2 separate regions of the Homo sapiens genome follow, and region 1 is linked to region 2. The links are chromatin contacts, found by Hi-C or POLR2A ChIA-PET in ENCODE. All regions are on one chromosome and are shown on one strand. The core of a region is the stretch at or near the end of the contact, and the rest is flanking DNA. Distances in the headings are between cores, read along the strand shown.

Region 1 (2,819 bases), core at 264-2,763, 260 kb before region 2:
AGTTCTGTCTGTCTGTGAATCACCCTTTCTTAGATAAGGGGTGCATTTTTTGCAAGGGCAGAGACAAGCCAGCTCTACCTTTCCCTCTCAGTTCCAGGGGCCAGGGAGTTTGCTGTAAGAGGTTAGGGCCGGCTTAGGCATGAGGGGCGTAAAACTTGGGTCATGTCCATTAGACCGGTGACGAGGCCAGAGGAGGTCTGTGTCGTGTGTGCCTCGGTGTCTGTCCACTGAAACTCATAAGCTCAGCCACGGAGGAGCTGTCTCATTTTAGGCTTTGGTGCTGGTACTTACTGACAGTTACTTGAGAAAGATGTGATTTCGGTCCCAGAGCCACAGGATATCAGCTCATGGAATGTGTCGCTGCATCATGTTACTCAGGGTGTGCCCAAGTCTCGTAGCCCAGAAATCAATCCTGAGGGCCCTGAAACAGCCCAGGGGCCGCAGTATACGCCCAAGAGCAGCGGGGGCAAAGGGCAAGGCATGCCGTCTTTCCAAAGCACGGAGTCACCAGACAAGTCCACGCCTGAAGACGAATGTTGTAATGTTCAGCTTTTGAAGAACCTGAGGAAGTGTCTTTCCCTTAACTCACACAGACGTTCACCATTCACGAAGGTGGCGCTTAGCTCAGCAGGAGCGCGCAGCACTGGTGGCACCTGTGCTATGTGCCGTGTTATCCCGCTCTTCCCTGGCGCTGGTGGCACCTGTGCTGTGTGCCGTGTTATCCCACTCTTCCCTGGCGCTGGCGGCACCTGTGCTGTGTGCCATGTTATCCCACTCTTCCCTGACACTGGCGGCACCTGTGCTATGTGCCGTGTTATCCTCTCTTCCCTGGCGCTGGCGGCACCTGTGCTGTGTGCCGTGTTATCCCACTCTTCTCTGGCGCTGGCGGCACCTGTGCTGTGTGCCGTGTTATCCTCTTTTCCCTGGCACTGGCGGCACCTGTGCTGTGTGCCGTGTTACCCCGCTCTTCCCTGGCGCTGGTGGCACCTGTGCTATGTGCCGTGTTATCCTCTCTTCCCTGGCGCTGGTGGCACCTGTGCTATGTGCCGTGTTATCCTCTCTTCCCTGGCGCTGGTGGCACCTGTGCTGTGTGCTGTGTTATCCTCTCTTCCCTGGCGCTGGTGGCACCTGTGCTATGTGCCGTGTTATCCTCTCTTCCCTGGCACTGGCGGCACGCACGCTGTGTGCTGGGGTATTCACCTCTTCCCTGTGGGGAATAAGGCTTGAGACTTGCTTCCTTCCTGCCCTTAAGGGATGTAATAGCTTTGTCCTCACTGTGCCCCTAAACTGATTTGGTTTTCAGTTACATATTCAGCCTCACATGGATTAAATGCTTAGATAATTCATTAACTATGGAGTAGTTACTGATTGGCTAATGTCATCTGGAAATACATGACTGAAAGCACTTTGTCAAAACCCTGTGCACATTGCAACATGCATGGCTCCGCGGCCCTGCGTGTATGGGAGCAGCAGGTGGGTCTGCTGCTTAGAGGACGGCTGTGCTCTTCCGCCGTTGAGGTGACTCTGGTGATGTGTGCATGTCTTGCCAGTTCTGCGTTCGTTTCTCTTGTCTGTATGCATAGCTTCCTGTTTCTCGTTGGTTTGTGTATGTGTTGGGTAAGGCTTTGCTTCCTGGATAATGAGTGGTTGAAGCCATAATAAAATGTCTAGGGCGTGGGCGGGCACTGCAGGTGAGTCTGGGCAGCAGTGGTGGTGGCTGTGCTGTCCGTCGGCGAGTGGTCTGAGAGTGTCTTTGTGCTTCCTCCTCAGGTGTCGATTGACTGCCCGTGGTCCATCTACTCCACAGTCATCGCACTGACCTTCAGCGTACCCTTCAGGACCACACACAGCCTCCTGTCCTCAGGAACACGGTAACGGAGGCGTAGCGTGCGGGCCCTGGCTTCTTTCCCCAGACTCTTCTAAGTGGAGGTTCCTAATGTTCAAAACTGGCCTTCGTGGTGACCAAGGATGTCTTCTTATGTGACCACAAGGCCATTGTTTGTGTCTTAAAATCCACAATTCCCTGGTGTCCTGTGACATCCAGTTCATATTCAGGTTTTCCCAACTGTCTGAAAATGACCTTTTATGGTTGCTTTGTGTGACTTGGGGTCCAAAATCTCCATCAGACCACTAGATCTCTGTTCATCCTTTCTTCCCTGTTTTCAAGCCATCGACTTGTTCACTTGCAGGCCAGGTTTCCTCTGGACGCCCGCCTTTCTGGATCTGGCTGGATTTGTTAACTAGTTCTCCTGTCCCTGTATTTCTTGTCAATTGCCTGCAACCTCTAGAACAGGAGCTTTTAAGCTCAGCATTAGTGACATTTTGGGCTAGATAACTCTGTTGTAGGGGCTTTCCTGTGTGCTGTAGGGTGTTGAGCAGCACCCCAGGCTCTCCCATGAGATGCCAGTAGCACTCCCCACCTGCAGGTGTGGCAGCCACAGATGTCTGTAGACACTGCCCAGTGTCCTCTGGGTGGGGCGGACGTGCCCCAGTGGAAAACAGCTGCCCTAAAGGCTTGAGTAGACTCCAGTTCTGCTTTGAGGCAGGCGGGGCTGTGTGCTTCCTGTTGACTGCACCGGGAGGCCCACGGTGTCCAGGTGTCCTACCTTAGTGACGGTGCTAGCGTTGATCAATGGGCTCGGGATGCTAGCCTGGCCTCTCACCACAACTTTTTATCCATTGATGATGTGTGGATAATTTGGAAACAAAAACGTCAGACCCATGTTTAGAATGGAACATTATACTAGCAGCTTTTTTCCCCTTCAAATCACAGCAAAGGGAACTGTAGATATTAATAGTTAAAAACATCAATAATCTCT
Region 2 (2,700 bases), core at 144-2,643:
TCTGCTCTGAGAACTGCAGGAAAAGGCCGGGCAGGGCACCCCTGCCATCCTGCCAGTGAAGTTTACGGGTCTCGGAATGAGTGTGGCCAAGGGGCAAAGGGGAGGAGGGAGAGGGGGAGGTGGGGTTGCCTGAGAGTGCCCGCCCCAGGACAGCAGCCCGTAGCTCAGCCCCAAGAGCCCGGCACCGAGCTTCGAGCTGCGTGGCCCCGAAGAGGGGCTCAGTCACCTAATGTGATGAGGGGACGGCAGAGCAAAGGCTTGTCTGACAGTGACCGTCGTGTGTAGTGGAGAGGACGTGGCCAGAGATCTGGTTTCAGGGCAGGGATGAGGGGGGATTCCAGTCAGATCTTTTGCATCCCAGCAACCCTCCCCTTGACACCTTTGGGGCAGTGGCAGGGGATGACCATGGATGACCTCATGAGAACACTGTGGGTGTCAGGGACTCAGGGAGGCCCCGCAGGGCTTGAACATGCTTATGTTTCTCATTTGTAAAGGGAGGGCAGTCATCCGGTGGCTTCTTGTGGCCTCGGTGATGAAGGCCACATCAGAGCCAGGGGGAAAGGATATGAGAGAAAAAGATTCATTTGAATTATTGTCTTTTTCCTGGAGTGGAGAGATGTGGTACTCCCCAAAACTTCCTTTCTAGGCTGGGCACAGTGGCTCACGCCTGTAAAACCAGCACTTTGGGAAGCGGAGGCTGGTGGATCGCCTGAGGTCAGGAGTTTGAGACCAACCTGACCAACATGGTGAAACCCTGTTGCTACTACATACAAAAAAAATTAGCAGGGTGTGGTGATTGGCGCCCATAATCCCAGCTACTGGGGAGGCTAAGGCAGGAGAATCACTTGAACCAGGGAGACCGAGGTTGCAGTGAGCCGAGACTGCGTCACTGAACTCCAGCCTGAGCGACAAAGTGGGACTCCGTCTCAAAAAACAAGAAGAAAAAGAAACTTCCTTTGTGGACAGTGAGGGCTATTTAAAAAAATTTTGGAATATGAAAGTAGTCACTGGTGTCTGGAAGCAGGAGCTGTGCAGAATTGTACAGTTGCGAAACCATGTCGCTGGCAGCTGGTGCTGGCGGTGGAGACTTCCCTGTGCGGTGCTCAGTGCAGCTGCACCCGTGGGGGAGGGAGCTCTTTCTCTGGCCCTGCAGTCACCTGAGGTTGTTACCATTATGAACGGCCGCTGGGACCCCCGCATGTGCATGTACTCCCCCAGAGTGTCCGGGGGCCCCAGCCAAGGGACACAGCTCAGGCAGCTGGGAACATGTGCAGGCTGATGAAGAGAACCGGATGAGGGCTTCACATGAGGAAGCATGTGGCCAGGTCCTCTCAGAACATCAGCCTCATCTTCCTGTCTCTGATCTATTTCAGCAACCACCCCATGTGTCTCTAGAACCCCAGTGTAGCGAGCTGGAGAGAGGACTGTCCTGAGGGCAGCAGGCCTGGTTGCAGCTGGCGTGGGGGTCTCAGAATGGAGCCCTCAGCCCTGAGGAAAGCTGGCTCGGAGCAGGAGGAGGGCTTTGAGGGGCTGCCCAGAAGGGTCACTGACCTGGGGATGGTCTCCAATCTCCGGCGCAGCAACAGCAGCCTCTTCAAGAGCTGGAGGCTACAGTGCCCCTTCGGCAACAATGACAAGGTAGGCTTTCTGCTGGTCAGCCTGCAGTTGGCACGTGGCCACGGAGGTCACCGTTGGGCAGGTCATAGCTTGAGGCTGTGACGACGGGGGTGGGAAAGGGTCTGCTGACCTTGGGGGCTCCTGCCCAACCATACCTTTGGGAGAACAGAACTGGGGAGGGTGATGCGTGTCTCGTCTTCTGTGGGTTGCATGACCATTTCCCATGGTTGGTCTGATTGGGAAATCACCGGGTTAACTCAAAAATGTTGCGCTAGAGTCCTGGAAATCTGTTACCCGTGCTTACCTTGTTGCATAATGATTTCACATCCTTTATCCGATTGGGAGGGCCTGGGCCTGGGCTAGCTTTCCCCAAAGCCCTGGATACAAAGACACAAGTATGTTGAAAGCACATGGCATCTTGCAGTCCCCTTGCCAGGCAGGCAGGAGGGTGGCTGCCCTTTTTCCGATGGTGCAAGATCCAGGTCCCCAGATCCCCAGCCTCCACGTTTTCCACCACACCATGTTGTTCCCAAGGAAGGTGGTGGTGCTGTAGAAACTGTAAAGTGCGCGCACATTCAAAATGGTCCCAAGAGGAAATGATTTCTTAGATTCATTCCTCCCTCCTGAATCCCCACCGGAGAGTCTTGGCAAGGTGCTTCTAATCTTTGGCTCAGGGTCGCGCAGGCTTCCTTCCTTCAAGCAAATAGTGTGAAAGCTCCTCAAGGAGCTCAGATGTGTCTCCAGGGGGCTGGGTGTGCTCTTTCGAATGTTGGAAGATCTCAGTGTGCTGTCTTTACCTTCAGCAAGAAAGCCTCAGTTCGTGGATTCCTGAAAACATCAAGAAGAAAGAATGCGTGTATTTTGTGGAAAGTTCCAAACTGTCTGATGCTGGGTAAGTGACGTGATTTGTGTGTAAGACCTCTGACTTCTTCCTTCCGATCCCACATGGAGTAGCTGATCAGGCCAAGACCCCTCAGGGCCTCAGTGAAGGGTCACTGGAGATACCTCTGTCTCCATACGAGGCTTAGAGTCCACAGAGCATTTCCACCTAACCCTTGCAAGCCTCCTGTCGGGGACAGTTGA

Evidence for each region. A loop is a pair of places that touch in the nucleus more often than their neighbours do. ChIA-PET counts read pairs that join two places held with the same protein, here RNA polymerase II (POLR2A). Pooled maps may share reads with other maps.
Region 1: a loop to region 2 is called in a pooled map, with 4 times the contacts of the local background. The contact joins the enhancer-like site here to the promoter of TRPM2 in region 2. A Hi-C loop is called at or near these places in 1 of 50 pooled maps. POLR2A ChIA-PET finds 5 or more read pairs at or near these places in 2 of 52 experiments (B cell and common myeloid progenitor, CD34-positive).

What each region holds. Positions count from the first base shown.
Region 1 is chr21:44,088,063-44,090,881 of GRCh38, forward strand. TRAPPC10 (trafficking protein particle complex subunit 10) reads left to right here. Exons shown (of 23, transcript NM_003274.5): 18 at 1,771-1,871. Among named protein-coding and RNA genes, the nearest start is that of PWP2, 18 kb to the right of the region's middle. Within about 2 kb of position 1,514, at least 9 of the 41 ENCODE cell types and tissues checked have a DNase peak (open chromatin) inside an H3K27ac peak, as active enhancers do; they include B cell, where a contact is called at or near this core.
Region 2 is chr21:44,352,228-44,354,927 of GRCh38, forward strand. TRPM2 (transient receptor potential cation channel subfamily M member 2) reads left to right here and starts at 1,394. Exons shown (of 32, transcript NM_003307.4): 1 at 1,394-1,638; 2 at 2,421-2,509. The coding sequence starts at 1,474. RefSeq lists enhancers at 1,610-1,659, 1,820-1,869.